2 separate regions of the Homo sapiens genome follow, and region 1 is linked to region 2. Evidence: chromatin loops called from intact Hi-C (ENCODE). Cell type or tissue: heart right ventricle. All regions are shown on one strand. Each heading gives the region's core, and the rest is flanking DNA. Links, peaks and the distances in the headings are about the cores only.

Evidence for each region. Peaks named below come from ENCODE experiments on the same cell type or tissue, not always from the same donor. Only the 100,000 strongest peaks of a DNase experiment are listed, where the experiment ranks them.
Region 1: it touches region 2 in a loop (2.1-fold over the local background); 5 of 110 quality-filtered maps call a loop at or near these places.

The regions. Positions count from the first base shown.
Region 1 is chr1:67,946,647-67,962,862 of GRCh38, forward strand. All of the region lies in intron 1 of GNG12-AS1 (GNG12, DIRAS3 and WLS antisense RNA 1), which reads left to right. It overlaps LOC124900403 (a long non-coding RNA gene), which reads left to right and starts at 7,505. Exons shown (of 3, transcript XR_007066162.1): 1 at 7,505-9,138; 2 at 9,415-9,616. In heart right ventricle, for the core only: no CTCF peak of the experiment used is centred there; no DNase peak of the experiment used is centred there; H3K27ac peaks cover 418 bases.
Region 2 is chr1:67,846,570-67,862,785 of GRCh38, forward strand. The region is part of intron 1 of GNG12-AS1 (GNG12, DIRAS3 and WLS antisense RNA 1); the gene reads left to right. Among named protein-coding and RNA genes, the nearest start is that of GNG12, 21 kb to the left of the region's middle. In heart right ventricle, for the core only: a CTCF peak has its summit at 7,244 (motif pointing right); DNase peaks (open chromatin) are centred at 4,252 and 7,272.

The DNA of each region.
Region 1 (16,216 bases), core at 4,287-12,286, 100 kb after region 2:
ATCAGGGTTGAGACCTGTGAGCAAGGTGCAGGGGTGCCAGGAATTTAGTACAAGACAAAACCTGAGTGTCAGGGCTCTATACTCAGTTGGACTTGGGTTTGAATTCTGGGTCTGTTGTCAACTCCTTATGTGACATGGGGACAGAGACTTCATTTCCCTGGCCTCCTTCATTGTCTTCAAAATGGGGATCCTAATCATACCTGCTTCCTGGGGTGCCTGTGAGGCTTAATAGAGATAGTGTGACTAAAGCTTTGTATCTGGCATCAATGAGTGGTCCATAAACTATAGCCATTATTGTAATACTATTAAAAGTTTTTATTTCAGTTCTGCCCTTAATTCTGTGAATTTTGGTACTTGTTTCCCAATCTCTAACATTTCTGGAAATGTTCTGTCTCAGTAAGGTAATGTCTGGGGGCAGGTGTGGACAGCCACAGACCTCTACCTCCTCTCAGGCCATCCATAGGTTCTCTTCGATAATCATAGGGTGTCTGAGGCTTCTAGTGGCAGAAATGTCTGGGGAGGGCGATTGGCTGAGCATGGAGAGGTTTCCGAGGGTAGGAACCTGACAGCCAGGAGAGGACCAACTCAGACCAGCTTGGCCCAGACTCAGGAGGCTGCAGCCGCCAGCAGGGCTGTGTAGGGAGGGTGGCCTCATTGGCATGCAGTACCCAGGCTCTAGGAAGTATGAGCCCGTCAGGGGGTAGCGAACAGCAACGGGTGTTGTGGAAACAGCTGGCTTTGCCCCACTGTGATTCTAGTCCACTTTTTCTTTCCTTCCTTTTATTCTAAATCTTAAAGAGAACTACCATATGATCCAACAGTTTCACTACTGGGTAAATAACCAAAGGAAATGAAACTAGCATATTGAAGAGATATCTGCCTCCTCATGTCTCTTGCAGCACTATTCACAATAGCCAAGATATGAAATCAACTGAAATGTCCATCAACAGCAATCCTTATCCTGTTTTCTCCCCTTATGTTTATTTCCAAAAGAGCAAAGGCTTGACTGCAGCTTCGTGTAATTGCTTCTAAATCATAATGGATCTATTTTCCTTTTTGCCAAGATTGAACCATGGTAAATTTGTAATGATTTACTTACAAATAGAGCCACAGGATTGATTATAATTCAAGCTCTTTCATTCTTTAGCTATGTGGCCTTAAGCAAGTTACTAATTTTTGCATTGTCTGTGAGCCTTGATTTTTTCCTGCCAAACCTCATTCCTCCAGTCTTTTGCATCTCCAAAAAAGGTGCCACCATCAATCTATTTGCTCAAGTAAGAAGCCTAGGTACCATTTTGAATTCCTTTCTTCCTTACTCCAACTACCATCCAATTCACTAGCGATTCTTACTGATTCCACCACTGAAATACAGGATATCTCAAAACCATGTAGTTCTCCCGCCTCCACCATCACCTGGAAGAGGCCACCAGCATCTCTTGCCTTAACTTTAACACCCTCCTCACCAGTTGCTTGCTACTGTCTTTGTCCTTCCTCCACTTATAATATGTCTATCTCAATGCCAGCCAGAGTGATCTTGTTAGAATGTAAATTAGACTATGGACTGCCTCTGCTTACAATCCTTCAACCTTTCCACTGCATTCAGAAAAAAATCCAAACTCCTTGTCACGGTCTATGTATCTCTGCTGACCTTTGCAGCTTCTTTCTTGTCCATTCCCTTCTTTGCTTTCTACATTCCTGGCATGTGAGTTGTCTCACATTTTCCCAGATGTTTCTAGTTTCTATTGCCTCAGAGTCCTTACACACTCCAATTCCTCTGCCTGCATCAGTGGACCATCCACTTTTCACATTCAAGGGTCTTTCTTATACTTCAGGGCTCTGCTTAAAATTTACCTCCCAGAAAGACCTTTCTCCATTTCCCCCATGCAATCCAGAGTAGGGCCCCTTCTCCTCCCCCGGCTTTTCTCTATATTTGTGACCAGTTAGTTTCCCTTAGAGCACCTATCCCCATTTGTCATCGTTCTCTGTTGTTTTTTTGTTTGTGCTTTCCAGTGGAATATGACCCTAATGAACTACAGACCCTGCTGAGTGCCTACTGGAATGACTGCAAATACATAGGAGGTGTCCAGTAAAAGAAAAGAAAAGGAAAGGAAAGAAAAGAAAAGCCTCTTAGCTTCCTTTCCTTAACCTAACAGATTTAAACCTTCCCTGCCTTCCTTTGGTTGAGCTTCACCACATACCTTTAGACTTGCTTTAAGGAATACATTCCTGCTAAAGAGATTCATTGAATTTCTACCATGTGTCAAGCATGGTGCTAATAAATGTGATAAATCTGGAAGGAGAAGGCATTCTGGTATAGCAGAGAGAGGAGCTTGGCTTAGGAGTCTGAAAGACCCGGATACTGCCAGCTCCTCTCAACCAGCACACCACTGGTAAAATGTTACTTTTCTTGGCCTCATCCCCTCAAAAACAAAATCCAAATCTTAGATGTCCTGCTTACAGGTCCCCACAGGAACATTCCCATACCCTAACATTTATCATAGTAAGTAATAATCTGCTTACCCTTCTTTATTTTCTACTAAACTCTCGAGGATTATTCATCTTGCTCACTATCTCCCTCACCCCCTTTTACACATGCTGTATTGGAAGGCTTAAAATTTCTGGAGCTGCCTTGAAATCTTTGAGCCTCACAGAGTCCTGGAGGCCTAACTTTGTGTCCCCCTCCTCTTGTCAGATGTGCCCCTTGCCCTGCACCCAGTAGGGAAGATTCTTCTATCAGCCAGCTCAGTTGCATTAACCTGGCCCTCAACCTAAAATAACAGGTTTCACCTCCCTACCAGCCCATGGAATTATTCAAACAACAAAGTACACCCTCCCACAGGAATCAGGGGCCACCTCACCCCCTTGTCACAACACAGCCTGCCTCCCAAAGCCCTGTTTGTTCATTCTGTTGAGTATAACCCCTGTGTGGTCCTGCAGGGTATGCAGTGCCTTCTACCCCAGGCTGTCAGTATATGTGACTAATGAACTGCTGTCAATCGCATGGGTCCAACGTCAGGTGTTGTGTGCTTGGCTATTCTCAGAGTCTTAGGGCAACACTCCCTCTTTCACCAGCGGGGCAAAGAGGAGGCAACAAAACACTCATATCCTCACATGCCTGCACTAACATACACACAACAAGAAGTATGATAGTGATGTAGGCAAAAAATAGTAACCCCCATAGGTTTGCAGATGAAACAGACTCCTGTTACAAAAGGCAGCTTAACAAGAGAAAAACAACTAGAAGCTTATTAACATTCATATGTCACATATATGTGAGAGATACCCAGAGAATGAGTAGTTCTTGAAGAAGTGGCTTTGAATTCCAGCTTAAGTAGCATTTTCAAAAAACAGTACATTTTTAGAGAAGTGACAAGACAAAGGAAAAGGGCTTTGAATCTCTACAGCTGGCAATGTGCGGAAAGGTAAACAAATGGCAGATAAAGGCTGGTTTGTAAAGCTTGTTAATATAAATCCCTCCGGTATCATTTCCAGGTGGTGAAGGTCTAAAGCTGTCTTCAGTGGTTAACCTGTGTTCACCCTGGTGGAGAGGGGACAAGGTATCTTTTGCCTTTGTAAATCTATGTTTTGCTTTTAAGCAAGTGGAGGGAGGGCAGAGAGCTCTATCATCCTGGAGGAAGCATCTGACAGACTCCTGCCTTGGGATGACACACTCTTAGCCACAGCTTTCAAAGCCCTCCTGAGTCCTCGACAGACACTGCAAATTGATCATGGTACTCTTTCCTGCTGCACCTGGACTTTGCCCCAGAATCATTCTCCACTTGCTGAATGTAGTCATAAGAGATAAAGCCTATTTCTCACTCGGCCCCAAACTTCCCGTGATCAGTGTCCTGTGATGAAGGAAACTCTGCGGCTTATAACTACATTTGTAGCGCTCAGCTCTGCATCCCACTCCCAGTACCGGGGCTCAGATCATCCAAGCTTCTTACTGGAGAAGAATCTCACTCTAGGAAATTTTTAATGTTTTCAATGTCATTGGTCATACATCTCAATTTTTCCGTACCTTAATGGCTTCTTTCACAGACTCTCAGCAATGCCATACCATCTTTCTGTTCCTCTGCTGGTTCTAAACTGGGTTAGACTCACATGGAAACAAGCAAATATAATTGTAAATTCATAATTATGTGATGTGGTAGAGAGAACTCAAGGTTTACAGTCAAGGTAGACTTCCCTGCCTCATCCTTGTTGAGCTGTGTGACTGCAGGCAAATCATTTGTACATCTCTATATCTTGGTTTTCTCATTTGCCAAGTGAGGACAATAATAATATCTGTCCTCCCAATATCATGTATCATTACATATGTAACATTAATATAACATATAATGTTACAAAGTAGCATAAATGAATAACATTTAAAAAGTTAAACCTCCAAGGTGTTTAAAAGCAGCATACGGGTATTTCTTGCCACTGCAAGAAAAAATCTGCCACTTTTCTCCAGGGTGGCTGAATAAATAGGGCAGCTTTTCCAGAGAGGCAGCCATAGTAGACATTCCATTATGCTACTGCATATTCAACTAGAGTATAAAATGTGAGCCCTCAGCCTGGAGGTGTTAATGAGTTGCCACTTAGAAGGACCAGGGAAGCAAATTAAGTGCATATGCATAAAGCAGTCAGAACTGCCAGCCCTCCATGCTGTCTGGAAACTGAGCTGCTCAGGCCCTCATCCTCTGTTCATCTCATCCCCTGATTTAGCAGCTGTAGTTGGTGGACCAGGTTCATGTGAATAAGACCATTGGCTTTTCTGCCTCCACTTCCCAGAACCATCTCACTCCAGACCCTGTCTAAACTAGTGAAGTTGAACACATCCAGTACTTGGGCTCATCATCAGAGAGATGGAGGTGGGTTGGTCACCAAGAGGTAGGATGCCCACTTCATTGTTGCTGAAAAACATGCTTTAAAAGCTTCCTAAGATTAATGATAGTTACTTTTCTCTTTTAAGTTATTTTTTCCTATATGGTTTCTGTTTTCTACAAATTCCCTGTTTCACTGTTGATTAGTTTTGGTCTGCATCATTTAGGTAGAGTCTTTCTTCAAGTATCTGCCAATCTTGGGCTGTCAGCATGTATTTAAGAGAAGGATATTAAAAAGCCAACCAGAGACTTGAAAGAGCATGAGTGGGGCTGGGGGCTTCATGGCAGAAGGGTCACAATCAGCAACATCAGTATCTCTGTGTCTTTTCTCTTTGACTGGTTAGGTTACTCAAAGAAGGCTGTTCTTTGAGTCTCCCATCCCCAGCTCCATATCTAGCCTGGAGACTGCCAGCCTTCTGAGGACCTGGTGGAGAAGGGAATAAGGAGTCCTTAGAATTCAATATGTAGATTTTCATCAAACCTTACTGTTTCCAGTACATTATCCCTGCCCTACACCCAGAATGGGGGCTAGATGGCCACCAATCCAGAGTCCATTTGGTTCACTGTCTCCAGAGAGTCAGTTTCTGTATTCTGTTTCAAGGAAAGGGGCACTTGTCAGCTTTGAGAAGCAATAGAGGTTATCCAGGAGTCTAAGTGCACTGTAAATAGATTTCCAACCGATCTTGTGGTTTTCAGCCCCCACTTCTGTCCCATCTCCTCACACTTTCACAGATCCCTGATGCTGCCAATTATGGAGTCCTGGATCTCTAAGGTCCCTATCAGCTTGCTTTTGGCCTCCCTCACTGCTGGCTGAGGATTCAATGTTCTGAGGTTGCTGAGTCAGTTGCCCTTTATCCTTTTGTCTTCCAGCTTCAAAGATTTTTTTTTTTTTGCTTTTTTTTCCCTCTCATGTTCTCAAAGGTTTATACCTTTAAAAGAAAATCCCTTTCAAAATATTTTTAATGGGACTGAAGGATCAGAAGAAAGACACATGTGTTCAATCTACCATCATTAACCAAAAGAGAGAAAATACCAACACAAAAAAAAGACATAGAGCACATGTGACGTGTGTATCTTGGCAAGATGCTGCTGCCAGGGATTCAGAGCCAAAAGGAGAGCCCAGGTTTCTTATATCACCTGTTTTCCTTAATGCAATCCCACAAAGTAGTACTATTTTCCATATTTATTAAGAAGGAACAAGTAATAATAAGAATTAGTATTATTGACTCTCTAGTATGACCAGCTGTATGTCTTTTAGGGCTTCCCTACAAAATACCACTGACTGAGTGGGCCTTAACAACAGAAATTTATTTTCTCACAGTTTTGGAGGTTCAAAGTCCAAGATCAAGGTGTTGACAAGCTTGGTTTCTCTTGAGGCCTCTCTCTTTGGCTTGCAGACGGCCATCTTCTACTGTGTCTTCATATGATCTTTTCTTGGTGCACAAGTATTTCTGGTGGTTCTCCTTCTGATAAGGACAGCAGTCATACTGGATTGGGGTCTCACCCATGTGATCTAATTTAACCTTAATTACTCCCTTAAAGACCTTAACTCCAAGTACAGTCAAATTCTGAGGTATAGGGGGTTAAAGACTCTAACATATGAATTTTGGGCAACACACAATTCAGTCCAGAACTAATCTGGTCATTTTATTTCCATTTCTTCATTTATTTCTCACAATCAGCCGAGGGTTAAGTATTATTATTATTATTATTGTTATTATTATATATGAGGAAACTTCTGTTTAGAGAACTTAACTAACTCTTAGACTGCACAGCTAGAAAGAGATTATGTATTTTGTTTTCTATTGCTGCTGCAACAAATTATCACAGTCTTAGTGGCTTAAAATTACACAAGTGTATTATCTTACAGTTATGTAGTTCAGAAGTCTGAAATGGGTCTTACTGGGCTAAAGTCAAGGGGCCAGAAGGCCGCATTCCTCTCTGAAGGCCCTCAGGAACAATCTGTCTCCTTGCCCTTTCCAGCTTCTAGAGATTGCTCGTGTTTCTTGACTCAAGGTTCCTTCCTCCATCTTCAAAGCCAATGCCAGCAGGTCAAATTCATCTCACATTGCATCACTCTGACCTTTTCTGCTTCTCTTTGTGATTATAATAATATATTGCTAATATGTTATTTATAACTATTAATAATATATGATATAATATTGTAATTTAAGGACCTTTGTGATTATAATAGGCACACCAGTGTAATGCAAGGTAACTCCCTATCTTAAGGTCAGCTGGTTAGCTACCTTAATCCTCTTTTGTCATATAACAGAATCATCTTATGTTGGTATTAAATTGTATGTTTCTTTTTCTTTCTTTCTTTCTTTCTTTCTTTCTTTCTCTTTCTTTTTTTTTTTTTTTTTTTTTTTTTTGAGTTGGCGTCTCGCTCTGTCACCAGGCTGGAGTGCAGTGGCACAATCTCGGCTCGCTGCAACCTCTGCCTCCTGGGTCCAAGTGATTCTCCTGGCTCAGCCTCCTGAGTAGCTGGGACTACAGGTGCCTGCCACCATGCCCAGCTAATTTTTGTATTTTTAGTAGAGATGGGATTTCATCATGTTGGCCAGGATGGCCTCTATCTCTTGACCTTGTGATCCACCCCTCTCAGCTTCCCAAAGTGTTGGGATTACAGGCGTGAGCCACCGTGCCTGGCCCAAATTGTGTGTTTCTTAACGTAAACATTGGGAGGGAGTTTGTCCTAATGGAAAGAGGACCAATATCAGAGTTGGGGTATCTGTGCTCTACTTTTGATCTTTTTCAAGACATATTATTTTATATATATTCTGTATCTTTTTGGATTGTGTACTATCTTCCTATAGCAATGGTCCTCAACTGTGGTGATTTTGTCTCCTAGAGGACAATTAGCAATGTTTGCAGAGATTTTTTATTATTACAACTGGGGGAGAAGGAAGGTGCTACTGGTATCTTGTTTGTAGAGGCCAAGGATGTTGTTCAACACACTAAGATGCATGGATACCCTCCCAACCCCAAAGAATTATCTGACTCCAAATGCCAGTAGTGAGGTTGAGAAACACTGCCCAATTATGGTGTGGAAAATTGATGTTAGAGTTGCAAGCGAAAAAGCCAGAAGATGAGTTAGGAGAAAATGGCCACGGTCTAGGGGAGAGATGATGGTGCTTTAGACTAACATAGAGGCAATGGAAATAGAAAAGTAGTGAGATCTTACATCAATTTTGGAGATAAAAGTGATCTGATATTGAGAGGAATTATGTGTGGGAAGTGAGGATGGTGTCAAGGATGACTGCCGAGTTGCTATAATGACCTTCTACGTAAATGGAGATAGAGTTACTGAAATGGAGACTTCCAGAGGAATAATAGATAATACTTAAAATGGATCTTATTTTATGTAAATTCTGGTCTAAGTATACTAACCCATTTAATCCTTATAACAACCCAGCAAGATAAGTGCTATTAACATCCCCTTTTTATAAATGAGAATAAAGAGGCACAGACAGGTCAAGTAACTTGCTCAGGATCACCAGCCAGTAGTAAGTGGGTTTTGAATGCATAAAGTCAAATTCCAGAGTCTATATTCTTAACCACTACATGAATCCACCTTTTGGAAGAACAGATCTAGAGAGAAAGATCACATCTCTTTCCATGACTTCATATCCTTCAATCCTAAGATCAGAGTGCATGGTCAATCACTTTAATATTTTCCTGTGTATTTTAACATTTTCCTTGTGAATATTCCCATTGTATTCACAAGGAAACCCTCCCTCCCCCCAACTTGAACCAGTAATTTTCCTGCTCTCATACCAAGGTGCTGAACATTGCTGGAGAAGTCCACAGAGCTTTGGCCACTGTTATAATTATGAAGTCATGAGCACACCTGTCCATGGAACTCTCCATAGCAGATCATTCTTCTATTTCTCAAGAGCATGTTCTGTCACACTTTCCACACTGCCTTCCCCAAATTCACTCTGCTCAAGTCCCCCACTCCATCCTCGTGCCTCCACACAGTCTGTAGATAATGCTGTACTTTATTTCATCACGAAAATACAAGCACTGAGTTGATACTGCTTCATCCTCTGAACACTCCCTACCTATAAACCAATCTATATTCCCATCCATAGCTTCTTTCATTCCCAAATTAGTGAAAAAGGTATCTTTCTTCCCAAGTAAGGTAAATCCGTCCCTCATCTTGTGCTCAGGATTCCTTCTCATTCGGCCTCCCCATGGATCATTCTAACACTGTCTCAACTCTTCAATTTCTCTGACTTGTTCTACACCTGCCCAGCACTTAAAGGTACTCAATGCTGTGTTACACAATCACAAAGTGCTGTTCTTATCACAGCTCTTGCTTAGTTGACATCAAATGTGAGAGAATAATATTCAGTCACTAGGGTAAACCTGAACCACAAACATTTCAGCTCTTTGGCTACAAGGCAATTTTAAATTTTAACCTATGTCTGTAAGAGCATTTATACCATGAGTAAAAGTTGCTGCTTTCTTTTCCAGTTCCAGAGCAATCATTCAAGTCAAAACTTTTAGAAGATAATATACAATCATATTTCTTTCCCAGGAAATAATTTTTACAATCACAAGGAGGAACAAGCCAGAGGCACTCTTGCCCTTAACATAGGTCTACTCTGATGTTGTATTTTCCCCATCCCCCAGTATCTGGCCAAATGAATACATGCAGGAGATGAAATATGGAGAAAGAACAAAAGGACTAATTCCACTTGTGAGAGATGAAGGAACAGGAGCACTCTCATGTTTCTTAGGTAATGTACATTCTTTCCTTCATTTACTCAGTCATTGAAAAAGGGTTGTTGAATTCCTAACATGAGTCAGGCACTAAGGAAAGCAAATGCTAAACCTGCCCTTCAAAACTAGTGGGGGCCCAATACCTTTATAAATCATCATAACACAGCTCCACAATCCCTTGGCCACATTTCCAAAATCCAAGGGACTCTGAAAATGGAAAGTTGATTCAGAAGTTTACAACTCTTGTTTGACAGTAAATCTGGCCAGACTGATTTGAAACCTTTTATAGACTTCATACAAGCCGGGTATTCAGACATATCCCTCAAAAATAGTAATATGTTAAATTTATAGCATGCTGCCCCAGAACCAATAGGGCTGCTATGAATATTAAAATTCTGAATTTGGAAATGCTTCTGGCTGCAAGATTTTCTGTGTAGGGAGAGTACATGCCTGTGTAGAGGGACTGTGATGAGGAAGAAACATTTATTGGGTATAAATATCATGCAAATTGCTTTATATACATTATTTCACTTAGACCTCAAGACAGCCCAGTGAATTAGGCCTTGTGGTCCCATTGTACAGATCAGTAAACTGGACCCCCATTAGCTTAAATAACTTGCATAAAGAAGGGGCATAGTGAGGAGTAAAACTTATATTTGTTGCTATATGCATGCTGATATATAAATCAAATCATTTAGGTGTGACAGAGAAAATTTGGATCTGAGCAGGGTTACTCACTAACTCATATTATGTCATAAAAGACATGAAAAAGATCTGCAGAGCCATATAGACTCATGTTTTTAAAAGAGTCAGAGAGGGGCACTCAGAGGATGCGGGCATGCATACTGTTTTAGGGCTTTAGGGAACGTATCAAGAGGAGGTGGAATTTGAGCTGATTCTTAAGCAGTAGGCAATCATTTTGCATGTAAGCTGATAAGCATGTTTAGTCTTCCCTGCTTGATGGAAAACAGACTCCTGGAATGGGTTTCTGGCATCTGTTCTTATGGGAGCTTCCCCAGCGGATTCTTCCTTATTTCACTCTGTGAGTGGAGACTGAGCTGGGGCTCATGGTTATGCATGGGCTGTTTCCTCTGGGGTTAGGAGTGGGCCTCTGGATTTGGGTCCTGCATACTGTGCCCAGGTGCACAGGTTTTTGAAGCTCGGCACCCAGGCTACCAGCCAAAAGAAGCGCTCTGGGGATCTCATAAAATGGATTTCATTTGAGTAGAAAGCTTATTTTTGTCCTGAGTGGTTGTACATCAAACTCCTTTCACATGTCTTGGAACAATGAAAAAGGTTTGGCTTGGCCTTTCAGGGCTTGTAAGAGCCTAGTTTCCTCTGGGATTTACAGAACACTGGTCTTGTCCTCTCTGGGTGGTATAGGAAAAATGCTTCCATCACAAGTTTCTCTGGTGGCACATCCATTTTTCACCTGGGAGGAACCTACAAATTGAAATGTTTGGCTCATAATGTGGAATAGCAGAATGTTGTTAGCGCTTCTGTGGTGGGGTTGGTTGAAAGGATATTGTCTTCATGCTAGGCTCTGAGGTGTTAAATGAGAAAACGGAACAAACAGGAAAACCAGGACCTGGTCAGACTCAGCCTATAATCACTGCTGAGAACTGGAAAAGGAATTTTCAGCAGGACAGTCCTACTCTGGGGCATTCCCTCCAGGCTGGACAGGCTGAGAGTCAGAAATGCTGGGCTATTCTAGAGGTACCACTAATGGGCCTGCAACCATTTTATCCTTCTCTCTGTCCAATGAGGGAGAAGAACTAGATAATCTTTCAGGTTCCCTCTCGTTTCATAATTCCTGTGTCTGTGATTCCAAGTTTTTAATTTCACATGGAAAATATTTGTTGTAAAACCAAGACAGTATGTGATTGTTTAAGTGGGAGCCAAAGAGAGGAAACTGGGGAGAGGGTTGTGTCAGAGGATCACCAAGTGTAATGAGTGCAACAGGAGAATCAGACAGTAAGGAGTCAATGTGCACTGCAACCCCTGCTCAGAGCTAACCACACTCTGAGGAGCAGCTCTGATCTCTAATAATTTTTTTTTTTTTTGAGACAGGGTCTCACTCTGTCACCCAGGCTGGAGTGCAGTGGCATGATCGTGGCTCACTGCAGCCTTGACCTTCTGGGCTCAATAAATTCTCCCACTTCAGCCACCTGAGTAGCTAGGACAATAGGCCCCTCCAACCACGTCTGGCTTTTTTTTTTTCTTTTAGTAGAGACTGGGTTTCCCTGTGTTGCCCAGGCTTGTCTTGAACTCCTGGGCTCAAGTGATCCTCCCAGCTTGGCCTCCCAAAGTGCTGGTGTTACAGGTATGAGCCACCACACCTGGCCCCTAGTGAATTTAATAACCTACCCTGTGCCTGCTCCATCTGTCAGGCCAGGGCAGAGTCAGCAGTCAGTTTTGGCTGCCAGCCTAGGATAATGATTACCTAGCCAATTGGAGATTGGCCTTTCATGTGCACCTGTAATGGAAAAATTACAGAGCTGTCTAGTTTCAGAGCTGACATCTAGTGGAGCCTTGTTCCATCCCACTCTAAGTCTGTTTCTTTCAAGCGATACATGTTGGTTAATAACAACAGCTGAAAGCCAATGTGGTGTCTTTGTGGATCAGCATTTTATCGTTTTGGGCCCAAGGCTTTGCAAATATACCGTGCTCTTTCACAATTGGGGATAGGAGGGGATATCAAGTTGTAAAGGGACCCTAAAAGCATGAGGGTATATACTATTGCATTTAAAATTTCATTTAAAAATTATTAAACTATGCAAATAACACCATGCTCATTTAACTGCAGGGCTTCAGTAATGTTGCATCTGATCATAGAAGTAGCCAATATTTAAAAAGTTTCTAAAATGCATCTACTTATTCCCCAAAGATATATGAGTCACCTCCATGTGTTAGGGCAGTGCTAGAAGCTGGGATTACCCAGGTGAGCTGGATTAGTTCTCTGCCCTCAAGGGGCTTATAGCATCAAGGGGAGACAGATGTCTAACAAAATAATTATAATGCAGTATAATGCAAGGTGGTGGGTCCTGTGACAGCAGTAAGGACAAAGTGCTTTGGAAGCACAACAGAGAAACAACAGATGGATTAACTGAAAAGTGTGTGTGTGTGTGTGTGTGTGTGTGTGTGCTTGTGTATAACAAGGGAGCGTTCCCTTGGTGGAGATAAGGATGCCACTAAGGGTTAAAACAATTACACGTTTAATTGATGGCAAGCACGGGAATGAAATTCTATAATTTCAGGTGCAGTGGCAGAATTGCTAAGCCACAGAATACATATTGTGATGGTAAGTACAGAAGAGAGGTTCATTCATTGGGCGGATGGTTATTCTCACCTCCTATGTCACAGATGCTGTGAGAAGGCTGTGCTTTAGCAGTGGCAAACAGGAAGACATAGTCCCTGCCCTTGGATTTTACATTTTGGTTCAGGAGATAGTCCAGAAATAAGTAAACAGATAAACAGATAAAAGTTGTCAATTATAGTCAAGAAAGTAAGCAGAGAGTGTGGATGTAAACCGTGGTCAAGTTTCCTATGAAGGAAATTTCAAAAGAGCCGCAGCAGGATTGTGGGGGAGGCCCATGGGATAGGGTGCCAGCTCCTGGGGTGAAGTTTAAGCTGAGCTGGGAAGAGTAGGAGGGGCTCACCATGAGAAAAGTGGTCAGCAGAACGTCTGGCAGAAAGAACAGCATCAGTGAGGGCTCTATGCATGAAAGATGTTTTTGGAGGACTGGGGGAGACTAACGAATGAGGCAATGAATGAGGTAGTGAGAGAGGAGGAGAGTGGTATAAGGAGGCTTCGGGAGGAGCTCTGTGCATCCTACTCTCCACTCCCCTCCTGATCCTGCTGCTCCTCAGCCATCCTTCTTCCTACGACTTCCCACACATTGACAACAAAATACAGGGTCCAGCTAGGGCCCATGGGCCTCTCCCAACCTTGTTTCCTGCCACTCTTGTCCTTGCTCCCTGCCCTTCTGGACACTCTGTCCCTCTTGCTTTTACTCAAACTCCCTAAGCAGGTTCCCATACCAGAAATTGGGCACCTGCTCTTCCCTCTGCTGGGGATGCTCTGCTCCTGGTCATTACCAAGATGTACTCTCTCTATTCACTTACATCTTTCCTCAAATGTCAGCTCACTAGAAAGGCCTCACTTGACCACCCATCCCGACACTAGAGTAGATACACCCCATCACCTGACACTCTGTCTCCTTGTCCCGCTTTGTTTTTTTGTAATACTTCATGCTCACTCCCAGGCATTTTAAGATACCTTTTCTTGTTTATCTGTTCATGTTGCCGTGTCTTCCACTGGCATATACACTTCATGAAGTGTACATGTCAGGTCAGGGCTGGCTTCATGGGTGTGTGATCTGTGCAGTTGACCAGGGCCCCATGCTCTGAAGGACCTGTGCTTGGATTCATCCTCTGCTATTGCTGTCTTGAGATTCTTAATAATTTTGTCTTTTAACTTGTGTGTAGTAAGTGAAGCCCAATGTAGCAATGGAGTGTGCACAGAGAGCATGAGCAGAGGCAGTGCACTAGAGAATGGCACACATATGCAGTGTGGTCGAGCAGCAATGCCTATATGCATGGGCAGCCTGGCCAACTGATATGCCTGCACACACCATGAGGCAGCTGCTGTGCTGTGGAGCCCTGAGACAGTGTCCAGGCTTGGATTGGCAGTGGTGATGCAAGGCCAGCAGCAGAAGCAGCAATAGGCATGGCTGTAGAAGTGAGAGTGGCTCTGCATGGAGGAAACTTCCTGAACCCCTGATGGGAGGTTGGCTTGCCTATCCATCCATCCCTGGAGCCTGCTTCCAAGGTTTTACGAATTCTTGGCCAAAGTGCTGGGACAGAAATTGCTGGTGCTCAGCCAGTAAACTTTGTGGGCAAATAATAACAAGATAAAAGTCCATAAATTGACATTGCAAGAAAGCATATCAGGGAGATATAATTCTTCAGAGTCTGAAATCCTTGATTTTGAAAACTACTATAACATTGCTTTACTATTCACTAGCTTAGAAATAGAAACTAAAGTGGAAGATTATTGCATTCAACAGAAAACACTGTTTTCACGTGAATCTTCAGACGAACCCATTATCAATAAGGAAGACAATTTTAAAATGATTTTTTTCTTATAATTGAAGATACAGTGATAGAATGTATAAGCATGCATTTTGAATTATATACAAATCATGGAGCCACTTTCCGTTTCTTATACAACCTCCATAAGTTAAAAAGCCAGAAGAAACATTTAAATACGATTATGTAAATTAGCATTTAAAATTAAATGTATAGACTTACATGAAACTCATTTGTATGAAGAGTTAAACCTTTTTAAAAAATTGTTCCATAAGAATCATCAGCTCTAGAGAAAATAAAATTTATATTTAAAAACAATTTGTCTGTAATTTATCTCCATGGTGTCACCACCTATAAAATCCTTTTAACAGCTCCAGGAATAGCTGCATTAGCAGAAAGATCCTTCTCAAAATTAAAAAAAATACTAAAAATTATTTGCAATCTTGTATTTATCAAGAATGATTTATGTCTCTTTAATTATATGTATTGAAATGAAGTGGCTAAAAGTATAAAACTTGATGACCTAATAAATTAATTTGTAAAAAAGTGAGCTAAACAAAAATTTTATGATTGATCAAGATGTTACATTAATATTATTTATCGTATAAAGTTACAAAACCAGAAATATTATTGCTTTCAACATGTAAGTTTATATTGTTACTCACTACTACACTTATTATATTTTATAAATAATGAAATATTTTTAAAGTGGTTCAAGAGACTAAGTAAAGGAGTATTTACAGAATGAGCAGAGTTAACCAACAAGGAACGTTAAAGGAGCATAGATTAGCAGCAGTAGGGAGATTTTACCACAATTGGTACTGTAGAAGCAAGAAGAGAGACGTGTTACAGATCCCATGGAGAGCTTGGGCCACAGAGGAGGGTTTACCTGATAGGATCTTGTGGTCTAGAGGGATGCAGCCATGACCAGAATCCATGGCCCAAACCCCTGGGAGTAAGGGGAAGAAATACCCTGATATCTCTCACCTCTCATCTTCCAATCTCCTGTTGTACTTTCTATTGGCTGAATGCCACCAAAAGCTGGAAGGCAAGGGAGGCTGGGTGGTAAAAGTCTACAATGGACAGCCTCCTGGAGTATAGAACAGGGTAGAGGACGACAGAGAAAAGATCGCTCTGTGTGTGTGTGTGTGTGTGTGTGTGTGTGTGTCTGTGTCTGTGTGCGTGTTGCAAACTGAGAACAAGGACTTTTGTCTGTTAAATCCACTGCTATATCCCTAGCACTTAGAAAAGTGCCTGACACATGGTAAGTGTTCAAAAAAATACCTGTCAAATGAATGGAAGATAACCTCACATGTGATTTAGCAGTGCTAGAGGCTTCCTGTAGATCATCATTCCTTTCTTCCTCATCCCTCTTGTGAATGCTTGCTCATGAATGCATCTTGTTCCACTGGGAAGGATCTGCAGGAGGAACCTCTGAGGCCTCAGATGTCAGGTGCTTATCCATCCACAGCTGCCTTGCAGGGACAGAAGCCCAGATGGCTTGGCTGTCCTCTTTATAAAAACTT
Region 2 (16,216 bases), core at 4,001-12,000:
TCCAACATTGGGTTTTGAGTAGTACTCTTGCAGTGCATCATAATTACCCCAAGATATCCTCAAGTCTTTAGTGAGGCTGGTTAATCACTACAGCCCAGCATCAGGCTAGTGACTAAGGGAAGGAAAGGAAAAGTTGAGTCTGTAGTTGAGATACCAATACAGTGTACCAGTACAAGACAAGACAAGACAGTGCAAGTCAAGACAGTAGCTAATAGCCTATAGCAGCAGTTATGAGATGGTAAGAAGAGACAAGCAAACCTGGATGGGGAAGCTATCTTGAATGCAAGGTGGCAAGTGCTAACAAAAGATGTGTATCTTTATCAGGAAGCCTACGTCTTCTTCAGGAATCCTTTTTTGGAAGGCAGTACTTTTTTAGAAGGGTGGTTGGATTTCTTGCTGTCACAGAGGTTTAGGGACTTGATTTATTTATTTAATTATTTCTAGATTTTAAAGAAATTGACTGTGCCCTAAATCTTGTTTTCCCCACTAGATCCTGCTCTGTGCCCCAGCAGCCTGACCAGCGTGGACTGCACCAATGGGCTCCCTTGTCCTCTAGCTTCTGGCAGGGTTTGGCCAATGGGAGGAAATCAAAGAATAAGAGATTGGGATATTTATTGCCCTAATTTCTTCCCAGCTGGGTGTCAGTGGGTTCACTGCATCTCCCCAGTGAAAGCCATAGCTCCTATCAGATGGCCGTCTCCACACAGCTAAACTCCCCCTCTTCTGGTAACCCTTACCTCTTCAGGCCTAGGGTGGTAATGGTTCCCCTTCTTGCTAGCTTCTAGATACTACGTTATTATTTGCTGGTTTCCCTGAACACTGTCCAATCTTTGTAAGTAGCCACTATTAAACTTTCATCAAATTAATGATCTGTTTCCTGCCAGATAGTACTGAGATTAGACTCAGGAAAGAGAGGTCTCCTCTATCATGGCTCTTTAGCGTGGACCCCATGCCTTACAGAGCCCACTAATCAAGATGAATGAGTGGAGAAACCTTTGGAAATGTCTTAAGGAATGCACAAGGACCTCTTTCACTTGAATCTGATGCTCAGTCCTGGCTTAGTACAACCTGCATTCATAAACATGTGCTTTCATGACTAACACTGCTCACGCTTTAGGGGAAATGTTTTTCCACATCTCTTTCCTGTGTCCTCAATACAAAAGGCCAGTATGTCTGGATGTTGTGAGGGTGTATGGCTCATGCTACTGCCAATGTTGGAGATGGGCACTGTTTTAGCATGTGGAGATTTGAGTGATAGAAGCACTTAGGATGAGAAAAAAGACAGTTTGTCAAATCGTTTCTCTCATTAATATAGTGAACTTCTGTAGGAAGTGCAAATAACTTAAGCTCTTTTGATACAACAAAGAGGGCCAGAAGGTGGGAAATAAACTCCACAAAACTTCAGGAGCCTGCCATTGTAGTGAAATTTCTAGGAACTGGAGTGTGCTGGGGTACCCCTCACAGACAGGACAAGTTGCCACAAATGGCACCTTATACCGCTAAGACAGGGGCACCACGTATGGAAGCCTCTTTGGATTTTTTTTTTTTTTTTTAATGGCGATAAGTTCTCACTATGTTGCCCGGGCTGATCTTGAACTCCTGGCTTCAAGCGATCCTCCCACCTTGGCCTCCCAAAGTGCTGGAATTACAGGCATGAGCCACTCGGCCTTTTTTATTTTATTTTTTTTGTCACCAGCAAAGCATTAAAATATTTTTTAATTGAAATTTTTATTGAGTTAAAAATTTTTTATCTTATAGCACACAATTGTGAGAAATAATATAAAAAGATCTCATGTGCTCTTTTCCTGGTTTTCCCCAGTGGTGACTTTTGCAAAGCTGTAGTATAATATTATGACCAGGACATTGATGCTAATATAGTCAAGATATAAAACATTTACATCATCACAAGTATTCGTAATGTTTCTTTTTATAATCACACTCCCTTCCACCATGTCCTGAAACCCTGGCAATCAGTAATCTGTTCTTCATTTCTAAAATTTTGTCACTTCAAAAGTTGTTATGAAAAAGGAATAATACATTATGTAACCTTTGGGAAACAGGCTTTTTTTTTCACTCTACACAATTCTCTGGAGATTTATCCAAGTTGTTGTGTTTATCAACAGTTGATTCCTTTTTTATTGTTGAGTAGTATTCCATGGGATGGATGCACTAAAGTTTGTTTAACCATTCACTCACTGAATGATATATGGACTATTTCTGTTTTTTGACTGTTATCAACAGAGCTGCCATAAACATCTGTGTACAGGTTTTTGTATGAACGTAAGTCTTAATTTCTCTGGGACAAATGTATCTGAGTACGTTACTGGGTATGGTAGTTGCATGTTGAGTTTAAAAGAAATTGCCAACTGTTTTTCAGCATTGCTGAAACATTTTACATTCCCATCAGTAATTTGTGGATGATATAGTTTCTCTGCATCCTCATCAGCATGTGTTGTTGTCATTATTTTTTATTTTAGCCATTTTGATAGAAGTGTAATAGTATCTCATCATGTTTTAAATTTGCAATTCCCTAACAATGTTGAACATCTTCTTATGTGCATTTTCTATCTGTGTACCTCTGGTGAAATGCCAACAAGGATTTTTAATAAACCATGTGTTAAAAGAATGTAGGGGGTAGTAGTAGTAGTATTCATAATAGTAGTAATATTGTTCATAGCATGATTTCTATCTCTCTACCTTAAAAAAAAAAAAAACCCCTGTATATAACACTCTGTGCTAGGCACCAGGGGTACAAAGGTAAATTGAACAGATGTGGCTGTTTTCCTCATGGAACTTATAATCTTGAAGTGGGTGAGGAGTTAGAAAACTTAGAAAAAATAAACACACAAAAGTATATAAAACAAACACAAAAAGTATGTGCCCTGAAAGAAAAAAACAACCAAACAAAAAAACCAAATGTCATAAAAAAAAGAATAATGGAGACTCAATTTATATTGAGAGTCAAGAATTTTCAAATTTTACCTGAAAAATGGGGAGGTAATATTCAAGTGCAGTGGGAGCAAGAGGAACTCAGCCCAAGAGAGCAGCACGTGTGAAGATCCTGAGGCAGGAAAGAGCTGAGGATGTTGTAGAAACCCAAAGAAGGGTAGTGTAGCTGGAATGTAGAGTAGCAGTGGAGGAGTGAGATGAGGTGAGTTTAGCAGTATGGGTAGGGCCCAGACCAGAAACAGAGAAATTGTATTAGTCCAAGCAAGAGATGGTACCAGGGGATGGACAGAGAAGTGGATAGTTCTGAGGTGTATTTTGGAGATAGAGTTGACAAGACATGATGAGAAGCTGTGCAGGAGAGGAGGGAGAGGAAGATGGAAGTATCAAGAATGACTCCCAGGTTCCTTGATTGAAAAACCTGGTTGATGGAGGTGACTTTAGCAAGATGGTGGAAACAAGAGGAGGACTTGGTTTGTATGGAGAGGTCGGCAGTGGATAACAGTCCTATTTTTAGGTGAACATAAATTCTGAAGCCTGATGCATGTCTACGAAACGAATAAACCCTATTTAATTGCATAGTACAAACAAGAGTCCTACAGCTGAGGCTGAAATAGCTGAGGCTGAAAGAGACAACTCAAGTTCAACATACATCACCCTTCCCTTTGTTTTTAAAATTGCTCATGAATATTTTTTAAAAGTATTGGCTGGGTGTCCACCAGGTGGCAACATTTCTTTAAAAAAAAGCCCAGATTTAGAAGCCATACCTTCTTAGCTACATCAAAGTGGATTCTTGAGGGCCACACAACCAGAGTCTAGTCAAAATCACTGAAAGTGCAGCCCACCCTGCTGAGTTCTTCTCTTAATATGCATAGGTGGAGGCAGTTTTATGAGCAAGATCCTTCTGTGGCCTCTTACAAGAAGGCTCATGTGTGTCAGTGTGTACCTATGTGCATGTACTATCTAGGACTTATATCATATCATGAAAAGCCCTTTAATCCTAAAGGTACTTAGTGCAAGCAACTGAGTAACATTGGAAGCCTTAGATAACCTCTCTGAGCCTCTTTCTTCATCTGTAGAATGTTGTATACGTATTAGTACCAACTTCTTTGGGGTGTGAGTGTGAACTTAGATAATGCATGCCTATAATGTATCTAGCACAGTCCTGGGACAAAGTAAGCACTTAATACATGGTAGCTCTTATTATTATTTCCACAGTGACCCTTATCCCCACTTTCCCTGCTCCAAGACTCTATTCTTTGCCAGCCTTAGTTGTGGGCAGCCTGCCAGGCATGATCTAATCAGTGAAGCACATGAGTCATGAGAGGATGACTGACTCCCTTTCAGGTTCTCTTAGTACTTGGCTCCTGGAAGGTGCTCCTCCTTGATAATCCTTCCTCCCAACTGCATTGACATAGATGGAGTCTTTCTGCTATTGACTGGTCTGATTGGACAGGCAAGCCATGAAGATGGAGAGGGAGGAAGCTCCTGAATGGAATGTGGCTGCCGGAAAATCAGCCCCCTCCTAATACACTGCAATGAATTAAATTACTCTCTATTTAGTAGCTTTTCCTCATCTATTGGAACATGTACAATTGCTATCTGCTATGATCATGTATTCCCAGCCTTTCAGGTGGGATAGGTCCAAGCACTCATTTTGTTTGGAGCTTCACACAGTATGAATATAGCACAGATTTACCTAGGGAAGAAGTTGACTTGATGCTAGTGCCTGTGATTCAGCCACAGGGAATATTTATACAGCAAAGCCAGCCAGCTGTCCCCACTGTATTTATCTTCTTCCCCCTTTCCTACTAGCTCAGGCCACCAGATACTTCACTTTCTTTTATCAAAGTCTAAAATATTTGGGTGCTTTAAAAATAGGTTTTCAGAAATGTTACCAATTAACACTATATATATATATATATATATATATATTTTGTGACAGGGTCTGCTCTGTCACCCAGGCTCAAGTGCAGTGGCACAATCATGGCTCACTGGTGCCTTGACCTCCCTGGGCTGAAGTGATCCTCCCGTCTCAGTCTCTCGAGTAGCTGGGACCACAGGTGCATGCCACCACACCTGGAAAATTTTTTTTTTTTTTTGTAGAGACAAGATCTCCCTGTGTTGCCCAGGCTGGTGTCAAACTCCTGGGCACAAGGATCCTCTTGCCTTGGCCTCCCAATGTGCTGGGATTACAGGCATGAGCCACCGTGTCTGACCTAATTAATACTATTATTATCTAATCACATTGATTTTCAGTGGGGGCTTTCTATTTCATGTGGGGGCTTGCGAGGGGAGGGTAATAAGGGTATGGTGAGAAATGGATAGGAAATGTACCTTTATCGTAGAGGGAAGGAAACAGTTTTTTTGGTCTTTCACCTGTATTGCGAGTAGCAAAACATGTTCATGTTTTCAGTCTATGTGAGAGATTGCTAAGCGAGCAGGGTGTTAAAATGTGGTCATGTGGAAAGCAGGTTGTCATTCTTCCTCACACGTGCACAGCGTAGCTCAGTTTATAAGGCACACTATTTCATTGGCCTTTTATGTAAATTTTATATTGTAGGCAGGGTTGTTTCCTACATTTTTCTTCAACTGATGCTCAGAAATATCAGGCAACTTGGCTCATTCAACAAATTTCTACTGAGAGCATACTATTAATATGTGCAAGGCAGTGTTGTAAGTTGTGAAGGAAATCCCTGCCCTCATGCATTTTCTGTTTTAGTGGGGCGCACACACATAGATAAAATATATAATATACCAGATAGTGATGAGTGGCATGGAGAAAATAAAACGGGAACTGGAAAGGGGATTATGTGTGAGTGTGTGTTTGGAGGTGGTATTGTTGCTAATTTAAATATAGTGGTGAGGGAGTGCCTGATTGAGATGATGGTATTTTGGTAAAGACCTGAAGAAGGTGAGAGAGGAAGCTCTGTGGATAGCTTGATGAAAGAGAATTCTGGGAACAGGCAAGGACAGCTGCAAAAACCTAGAGGAAGAAACATGCTAGAGCAGAGCAAATGAATGAGACAGCCAGGAAATAAGATGGAGAGGTTAGGAGGAAGATTGAGGTCTTCGGGGCCATCATGAGATTTTGAGGAGGGGTACATGATCTGATCTAGATATCTAAGCATCACTCAAGGCATTGTGTTGAAGTTAGAATATAGAGGGCAAGGGTAGAAGCAGGGAGATCAATTAGGAGGCTATGACACTAGTCCGGGAGAGATGAGGATGGCTTGGATCAGCGGGACAGTGGTGGAGGTGTGAGAGGTGATTATATCTCGAGCCAACAGGGATTGCTAGTGGATTAGCTGAGAGAGGTGAGAGAAAGACAGGAGCGAAAGATAACACCAAGGTTTCTGGAAGGATGGAGTTGCTGTTTCCTGAATGAGAAGACTATGGGTCAGGCAGGTTTGGCAGAGGTAAGTGGAGGAAGAGATTTAGACATAAGTTTGAACTTTAAGTTAGACATCTCCATGGAGATGTTGAGACTTCAGTTGGATACACGAGTCTGGGGTTCAGTGTAGGGGTTCTGGCTGGATAAATAAAGTTGGCCATCTTCAGTATGCCGATATTTAAAACCTTGAGATTGGAGGCACTCACCAAGGGAGCAAGTACAGATAAAGTGGGAGTCTGAGGCCTGAGCCCTGGGGCCCTCCAGGACTTAAGGGTGGGGAAATGAAGGCAGGATGCATCAAAGAGAAGGAACAACTGGCGAAGGAGGAGAAACCATGAGGACATGATTTCCCCAGAGCTGCATGAAGAGAGTGTTTCACAGAGAGGGAGTGATCAACTGTGTCAAAAGCTGTTGATGTTTTATGTAAAATGAGGACTGAAAATGAGCAACTGGATTTAGCCAAGTAGCCCCAGTTATTCTATCCCGTAGCAGTCTTTTCTTCATTGACAGTATCTGGATTTTTCCCTCCCTCCCTCCCTCTCTCTTTTCTTCCTTCCCTTCCCTTCCCTTCCCTTCCTTCTCTCTTTCTCTCTTTATCTCTCTTTTTGTTTCTCATTTGCCTCTTTCACTGGATAGTAACAGTAACCCCTATAAGAACGGGGACCATGACTGTTGGGGGTATAGTGGCTGGCACATATTAGGAGTATGTTATGCAATTTATCTCTTTTGGTTTCTGTTTTGACCACATATTGTCCATTTCCCTTTCTCACCTTCCTAATGTTCCAAATCACTTTGGGGAATTTCCTCTCTTCTGTTGTGTGTGGTCTTGATGGGATGGCAAATTCTGTGTTTGCCTCCTACTGTGGAAGCCAAAGCAAGCAGATGCTGCCCCAGACCCCTACACCAGGGGGCAGGCTGCGTCCATCAGAGGCTCCTGAGTTATCCATGGACAAGAGAATGAGTTGAATCCCAGCATCTCTGTCCTCACCAGAGAGCCCTCCTGGTGAGAGCTGTTGCCATGGTTTCCATTTCCCAGGCCTTGGTGCTCCCCTGCTTCCTGCCATCACCAAGCCTGCTGCTCCAGCCCCTGTTTCTCTGAGCTCCCAGTATCCTTCCAGTAAATCCTCTTTCGCTTATGTTAACCAGAGCCAGTTACTATTCCTTTCAACTTAAAAAGTTCCCAACACCTAAGCACTCAATACACAATACTCAATACACATTTGCTGAATGAATGAAAAAGTATGGTTTTCATTTCATGAATGGCGAGTCTGAAGTTCAGAGAGGCTTACCACATGTCTAAGACCACATACCTTCCATCAATTCTTCTATGCTCCCTTTTCACATTCTCAGATCTCTGAAATCAGGATGCTTTTTACAATTGGCAGTGTCTTACAATCAAGTGGAAGTATTTTTCTGTTTTTAGTGGTATATAAAATAATGTATCTTATATTAGCTTAGATTCAATGAAATATGGTAGTCAGTATTGAAGTCAAAATTGAAACATATTTCAAAAGTCTGTACATCTTCGCTTTTCAAGGAGTTTATTATCTAGTTGGAGAAAAAAATAAGTAGGAAAACTCCACAAATCTTTCTCAAATACAGAGTAGGGTTTCATGAACACTGAGTGGAGGCCCTCACTAAAGCTGCAGGGGTACATGACTCTGAAGGGCTGAGTGGAGGAGCCACAGCGTGGGCATTTATGTTGATCTCAGCAAGAAAGATTTGGATGGATGGAAATATGAGAAGAATGGAGAGGAGGGAGGACTAGGTTCTAGACGATGGCAACCCTGCCGACTCTTAAATGCAGGTCTGAGCCACAAGGCTGAGTTTGGTGGAGATGGTTGCTTGGTGTCTCCCCTCTGACTCTTTCCCTTCTCCTTCTCCATGGTAAATTATTCTTCCAATTCTCCCTGTGTTCACCATTATAACTGTTTTCTGCTGCAATCTTTTTCTGGAAAGTTCCCCCCTTCCTACCTCCTGCCCATTCCTCCCAATCAGTTCAGCTCTTGTGTGTGCTGGACAGAAATCCCTCTTGGCAGCCTAGGCAACATAGCAAGACCCCCAACTCTATATATTTTTTTAAATTAGCCAGCATGATAATGCACACCTATAGTCTTATCTACTCTGGAGGCTGAGGTGGGAGGATCACTTGAGCCCAGAAGTTAAAGGCTGCAGTGAGCTATGATGGCACCACTGCATTCTAGCCTGGGTGACGGAGCAAGACCCTGTCTCAAAACAAGCAAACAAATAAAAAAGAAATTACTCTGGGATCCAGAAATAAGGGAAAATGTATTTCAGGGGGAGGAACAGCAATAAGCATGGAGGTGCAATGCATGATGTATGTGAGGAAGAGTGCCTGAATACCATGAAAGGGTAGGCTGGGAAGAGGGGTTTACTCATTCATTCAGGGAATGTTTGAGTATACACCAGGTACTGCTCTAGGCACTGGGGATAGAGTAGTGAAATAAAAATTATGTTTCTACCTTACAAGGCTTACATTCTAATAAGAGGAGATAAGCCATAAGCAAATAAATGTTTAAATACATATGTATATACACCTATGGAAAAAATGTCAGATGGTATAAAAGCAAAGAAGAAAAATGTGAAAAGGGTTAAAGAAGCAAGAGAGTTGGGGTGCGAGCTGCTCATTCAAATAGAAGGGCCAGGAAAGTCTTTTTTGTTAAGATAACATGTCAACAGGGAACTGAAAAAGTGAGTCAGAGTCTTTTGAATCTTCCGGTGGAAAGTGTTCCAGGGCGAGGGCACAGGAGATGCAAGGGTCTGGATGGGGGGTTGTGTTTGGCAGGTTTAAGGAATAGTATGTCTACCGTGGAGTGAGTGGGGACAACAGAGTGGCAAATGCATATGTGGTGGGGAGGTTAGCCAGGCCAGAACAGGTAGGCCTTGTTAGCATTGCAAGGATTTAAATTTTATTCCAAGAGGATGCAAAGCCTGTGGAGAAATTTGAGTGAAAGAAAAGGAATGAGAGATAGATGGGGCCTAATCCTTGTGAAGCTGCAATGCTGTCCCAAATAGTTTGAATCCGATTCTCCTATGTTCCCAGAATTTTCATTTCTGAATCATTTAAATTGAGCAGGAAATCTGTTCTAATGAATAAATATGTTTTGTTTTTTTTTTTTTTGAACACGGAGAGGCCTCCGCTTAGAACAGATGTAATGAAGTCATAGTTTGTTTTGACAGAAAGAGGCTATGGAAGGTTACACTTCCTCCACTCTGCCTTTGGTTGTCAAGGAGATACCCCTGGAAGCCTCTTCTTTTGTAGCTAAATGTCACTGTATAGCACTTAGATTTTTCATGTTCTCCTTTTATTATGTTATTGTAAAGTTCTCTGTGTAATTTTGCTCAGGAGTTAACAATTTCATCACTGATGAGTCTGTTCATTGCAAACTACCTTTTCTGGCATTCTGATTGTCTTTCTCCATCCAGAGGCTGGCTTCCGGGAGGGGCATGCACCTGAAAACTCATCAAACCTGTCTTTAGAAAGGTCCTGAGGGTCAGACAGGCTGAAAAAGGCAGATTAATTCTGAGAAGCTGATGGGAAAATGTGAACTGATGGATCAAACTACAGAAAGATACATGGTGCTGGGTTGCTTTTTGTGGAGAGCATTATTTCAGCTGCTGACCAATCAGGGTGGATGTTGCTATATTCAGTTTACAGAGGGGAAAACTGAGATGCGGTGGTAGGAGACTTACTCATGTAGTTACGGTAGCCCTGGAACAAGCATCTTCTAGTTTTTAGTGTGCTTTCTACAACACTGTGTTTTTTCAAAGATATAAGCTGGAGATGATAGGTTAGTTAATTAATTCATTCAACATGCCTTTTTATTGAGTGCCTTCTGTGGGCTGGGCACTGTTCAAGACACTGGGAATACTGAGGCAAAGAGATGAGCTCCTCATCCTGTTCACACTCCTCCCGTGCCCAAGTAGACATTACTTTTGACTGTCAGCTGGATATAGATGTAGAATTTATTATAGATCAAGGTTGGCCCTTTAGATGAAAATCTGCTATCCCCGGCTTAGGCATACATGGTTCAGAGATCAAAAAAGCTAAATCTGAATCAGTTCTCTCTGAAAGGAAGTTAAGGTTTTTCAATAAGCTCCAGACTAAAAGACCCGGGAAGACCGATATACACGTTAAGTTGGCCATGGATATTGTTGGCCAGGGATCAGCCTCTTTCCAAAGTGTTTCACAACTGATTAAACAATTCTGATGAGTGAAATGTGTTTCTCCCAGGTTTTGAAATCATGTGCTTTAAATTATTACATCTCTATGCTGTTGTGTGCAATTAAGAGTAAACAATGCATCCTGCTATCACCTCTTTTCAGCACAAGGGAGGAAACAGGTTGATTTCTTTGGACTTTGTGGATTGCTTGCCCACAGTAGCAATACTCCCTTCTTTTGATGGGAGATCTTTAGGGTTTCCATCTGCTAGCAATGTGCATTAATAAACATTTTTAACTGAGGAGAGGGTGATGGAGTTTTTATATCTAAATGTCTTTCTGAAAGCTCTGTCGGTAACCACCACATTTAAAGAGAGTTATACTATTTGTATTCCTGTCTGCACATCTTAATTATTCAAGTCTTCCAGGGCTTACCTAAATTAGACAAAGAGGAAATTAGTAAGATGTATTATAATGTTTAGACAGATCAAATGAAAATGTGTCAGATACAAATAGCTCACACTGCATTATCTGATTTTGTCCACAGCCTTTGCTTTTTAGTTAGGAATGTCTGGATATATGTGTTATCAAGAGAAGCTTGTCTCCTCTCTGCTGTGCTGTTTCTTTAGTGGTCCCTTTAGTCATTTAATACAGGGCTATAGGCACTCATTATTCTGGCTTTGGGACATGTCTGACTTTTGTCGATTGCGATTGCGGGAACTTGGGAAACTGATCTGCAGGAAGATGGCAGTTGATTTGCATAAGACCCCCAGGCATTTTGACACAAGGGACCAATATTCCAAACTATTCCCTGAGGTCTGGTTAGGTAAAGCTTCTGAGAAAGGTTGAAGGGCTCCGTTTAAAACCAGGGCAAGGAAGGCCTATGAGGTTCCTAAAATAAAAATCAACCTCAAGGTAGCCATATCTAGGCTGATGATATGGGATCAAAACCTTAAAATGTGTGAGGTAGGGCTGGTTCTGACACAATGCATCATTCATATCACTATCCCTTCTGGACACAGTGAAAAGAATGAAGGGAAGAATTTCTGAGAATGAGAGTATCATCTGAAAGACTTGCAACCTCAGAGTCCAGGTGAAGAGGTGAGCGGGTAGAACTAGTCCCTTACAATGACACCAGGCAAAAGACATGCAGCCCTGGATCCATTGAAGCACTTCTCTTTCAGCTTGGTGTTGAAGGACAGGTCTGAATATTGTTGCCTTGTGTAAGCTCCAGGGAGATGGTTGGACTCGTTAGAGATGAAGATAACCCAAGATGCCACTTTTGCTAATAGGGCATGTGGATATTTAAGTACTTAAGTAAAAAATAAAAGAGATATGGCCATATCTGTGCTCTGAATTCATACAACAGTACCTACTGGTTACGATGTGTGTGCATGTATGTGTATGCATGTGTGTGTGTGTAAGAAAAGGGTTCAGCTGCAATTTTACAACTCATTGGGTACCAGATATCTGCCTCATAGACTCATCACCCCCTAGAATTGTAGCCCCTTAGTGATCGAGATAAGGGCCACCATCCTTCTTCCTCTTAGTGAGCCTTCTCTGATTGCCTTGTTTAAACTTGACATTTACTCTTCCCCTCCCCTGATTGATTTCTCTCCATAGCCCTTATTACCCTCTTTATTGTTCACTGTCTGTTTCTCTACCAGGATCCAAAAGGGATTTTCATCTGTCTCTTTTTCACCGCGGCATTCACAGGTCATATGAAAACACATTGAACAGTTCTATTGCACAGGTGCTACAGATGCAGGCAGTAGCACTGGGGCAGGCTTCCTGAGAGCCCCTGCTGAACCAGGCACGCTGCCTTTGGTTGCTAGATTGTGGGAAGTCCAGAGTTCTGGGGCAAAGGTTGGGGCAGACGTGAAGTAAGGGGTGAGGATGAGGAGTTTCTTAACAACCAGTGATGTTGTACTTGTGAGTCCTGGCTGAATCCCCAGTGCTTAGAATGATACTCCCACATAGTAAGTGCTCAGTAACTATTGGTTGCATGAATTAACTCCCATTTTGTGGATGAGGAGTCTGAGTCACAGAGAAATTAGGTAGTGTGTGCAAAGACACAGCTAGTAGGTGACAGAGCCAAGCATGAGTCCATTCCCTGCACCAGTCTGGCTCCAGAGCCTGCCCTCTGAACCATTAGGCTCTGCGGTTGCAAGACAGTCCAGATGAAAAGAAAGAAAGAAGAGGAAGCTGTTATTCCTGTACCAGACATATCATTCTTATCAAATTCTTAAGGACCTTTAAGGGTTCTTAAAATTTTTCTAGGACAAGGTGGAGGTCTACACAAATGAACTAAAATACCTTTCTGAAAAATTGGAAATGAAATTGATCAAGTCAGGATTTTCACTTGGCTCTTCCTCTCACGTGGGTAGCTACTAGAGAATCCAGCTGTATGACACAGGATCAGGCAACAATGAAAAAATTACTTCTTATAGACAAAACAATAATATATGATACCAAATGTGGCAGGCAGAATAATGGCCTTCCAAAGATGTTCTTGCCCCAGTGACCAGAAGCTATGAATGTGTTACCTTATGTGGGAAAAGGGAATTTGCCAGTGTTATTAAGTTAGAAAATTTGAGATGGGGGATTAACCTGGATTCTCTGGGTGGGTCCAATCTAATTATAATTATAAGGGTCCTCCAAAGTTGCTGGCTCTGAAGATGGAGGAAGGGGCCAGGAGCCATGGAATGTAGGTGACCTCTAGAAGCTGGAAAAAGCCAGGAGATGAATTCTCCCCTAGAGCTTCTAACAAGGAAAGCAGTCCTGCCTACACCTTGGTGCTAGCCCAGAAGACTTGGGCTAGACGTCTCACCTGCAGAACTGTGTTTAAGCTGCTAAGTTTGCGGCAATGTTACAGCCGCAATAGAAAATGAACACACCACACCAAGGAAAGGTAAAGTGAAAAATTCAGTCAAGTTATCAAAGTGTTAAAAGAATTAAAAAAGACCAAACTGTTGTTTTTCATTGAATTCATTCAAAATAATTGTATTCTTATAGTACATGGATATAATTACTTAAATATTTTTAAGTGATATGTTTATTGATATCAAATAAATCTTCCCAGTCTTTTAAAAGAATGTACGATTTTCATAAGTATTATATAAGGAAAATAAAGAGGAACATACTGCTATCTCAGTTAATGAATCTGTATTCCTTTATTAAATCACTCAGAGTGTCATTTATAGGAAGCAGACTTCATATAAGTAGGAGAAGATCATTGCCAGATTTTGAGCTCCCAGAGCTCCTTCACTCTTGTGGCTCCCCCGGCAAATCTAATCAGCCTCCAATGCTGTTATTTCTTTCATCACAATGATCCTTGCATCTGTTCCTTCATTTTCCTGCCACTAATTCAGGCTTCATCACTTTCCACCTGGATAGATAAAACAGGAATCTAACTGACCACTTTGGCTGTTGCTTGTCCCCCTTTGATCTATTCTGCACACACCCTCTAGATTCACCTCTGTCAAAGCCCTTCTCCATCATGCTGCTCTCCTGGGAGAAAACACTCACACCTCTTGTCATTGGGCATAGGAGAGGTTCTTAGCCATCAGTAGGACCTTACTAGTGATGAGGGGGCTGCACATGACTTATGTGCATTCACTAATAATGGTTAAGGTTTGAAGATTATTATTTTTTTTAAAACAAATTGAGGCATATTTATTCATTTATATAATTTCACAAATACTTATTAAATATTTATTTGTGCCTGGCACTATTCTAGGTACTGGGGACACAAGGGCAAATGAGAGAGACAAGAGCACATTCCAGTGTGGGAGAGAGATCATGCTCAATGAAATAAACAGGAAATATCTGGGGAGTGTTAAATGTTATCCAAAAACATCAGACCAGGCAAAGTGATAGAATGATGGGGCAGCTACTTTGGACTGGGTGATCAGAGAGACCTGTGGGAGGAGGTGACATTTGATCTGGTGTCTGTGAAGATCCGGAGGAAGAGCATGCCAGGAAGATAGAAGAACAAATGCAGAGAGTCCCCGGCAGCTGTGATCTTGGCATATTCAAGGAACAGAGAGGAGAGTGTGGCTGGATGGAGGAGGACATAAGCATCCAGGAAAGCAGTTGTTGGATCTTACAGGTCTCAGAAACAGAATACTGCATCTTGATTTCCCTTTTAAGATGGTAGAAAGCTCCTAGAGCTTTAAATCAGGGAATTGACATATACAATGTTTGTCTCTAAAAGCTCACTTTGGTTTTTGCAAGGTGAATGGATTATTGAGGAGGCCAGCTAGGAGGCCATTGCTGTGATCTAGGCAAGTGACTACAGTGGCTTGGGCTATGACAGTGATGGTGGCGAGAAGTGTACAGACAGATCCAGAGCATATTTTAGCTTTATGATCATCAAGACTTGCTGATGGATTAGATATGTAGGATAAGGCAAAGATAGTGACTTCTGGATGTTTGGCTTGACCGCTGGTGATCGTTGATACTATTTATTAAGATGAGAAGACTCAAAATTATCATTATGAACATCTAGTATTATAATGTGCTTTCTTGGCTTGTGAGGCATCCAAGGCAATTTGCCCTTGCATGCAATGGCACAAGACCACTATGCTTTATAAGACTTGTTTCTATTTTTTAATAATTTTACAGTGCTTGCCTTTTTGACAGGATTCCTGCCACTAGAAGTTTCTCATTTCTCCCTAAATCTGTCCTGGGCTAGGAAACCAGATACAAATGCTCATTGAAATTGTATGTAAAATGCCAGTAAACAGGAGCTGAATGAAGAGATGAAAAATTACTTTTGAGTAGAAGATGTGTGTTTTGTTTCGTGGGCTTTATGACAAAGATTGCTCAGAAACCCTTTTTGTTTACTTGCTCTGTGAGAGAGACTACTGAATAAATGACCTCTGCATACATAAGGAGTTATTGTGCCTTTTCTGTGCTTATGAGTTGCCTGTCTGCCTTTCCCAGAGTTCTCTACCAACAGCTGAGCCATCTTGATCTCTATGTCAGCAAGTTTAGCCCAATTGCATCATGCCATACTTGATGCTAGTTAAAACCTGATTATGTGTCCCAGTTTTAGTTGCTGTGTTTCTACCCTGCTATTATCACTTGGTCTCCCACAGGTACCTTGTTTCTGTATCTGTATCTTGGCCTTGTTGTCCTCAGTGGCTGCCTGGATAACCCAGTCTATATAGAATGATAACTCTTATTTTCCTTTTTAATCCTTAATCATGTGGAGACACACATTTTATTCCTGAGCCAAAGCCTGGAAACTCCACTACTATTATCAATACTGCTAGTACTACTAGTAATAGGATTACTAGCTAGCATTGGCTGAGCATTTATGTGCCATGCATTGAGATAAACACACAACACACATGGCCACACTTGATTCAGCTATCCAGTGAGATAGACTTTTTTATGCAACCTTTAAAAATGATGAAACTGAAGCAAAGAGAGGATAGGTACCTTTTCTTAGATCACAAAGCTAGTTAGTGGGTGATGGAGTGAGGATGAGAACCCAGAGCGACTGAAAAGTTTCTTCTCTTCATCATGGTCCTATAACTGCCTGTATAGACTGATACACAAACTTGAGGCCTGTGACTTGCTCAGTGATTTCCCTTTCTATGCCTCCCTGCCTCTAAGTTGATGTCCCTCTGTGGTGGACCCAGATCCATGCCCCTTTACTGTCATACACTCATTTCATTAGCTATG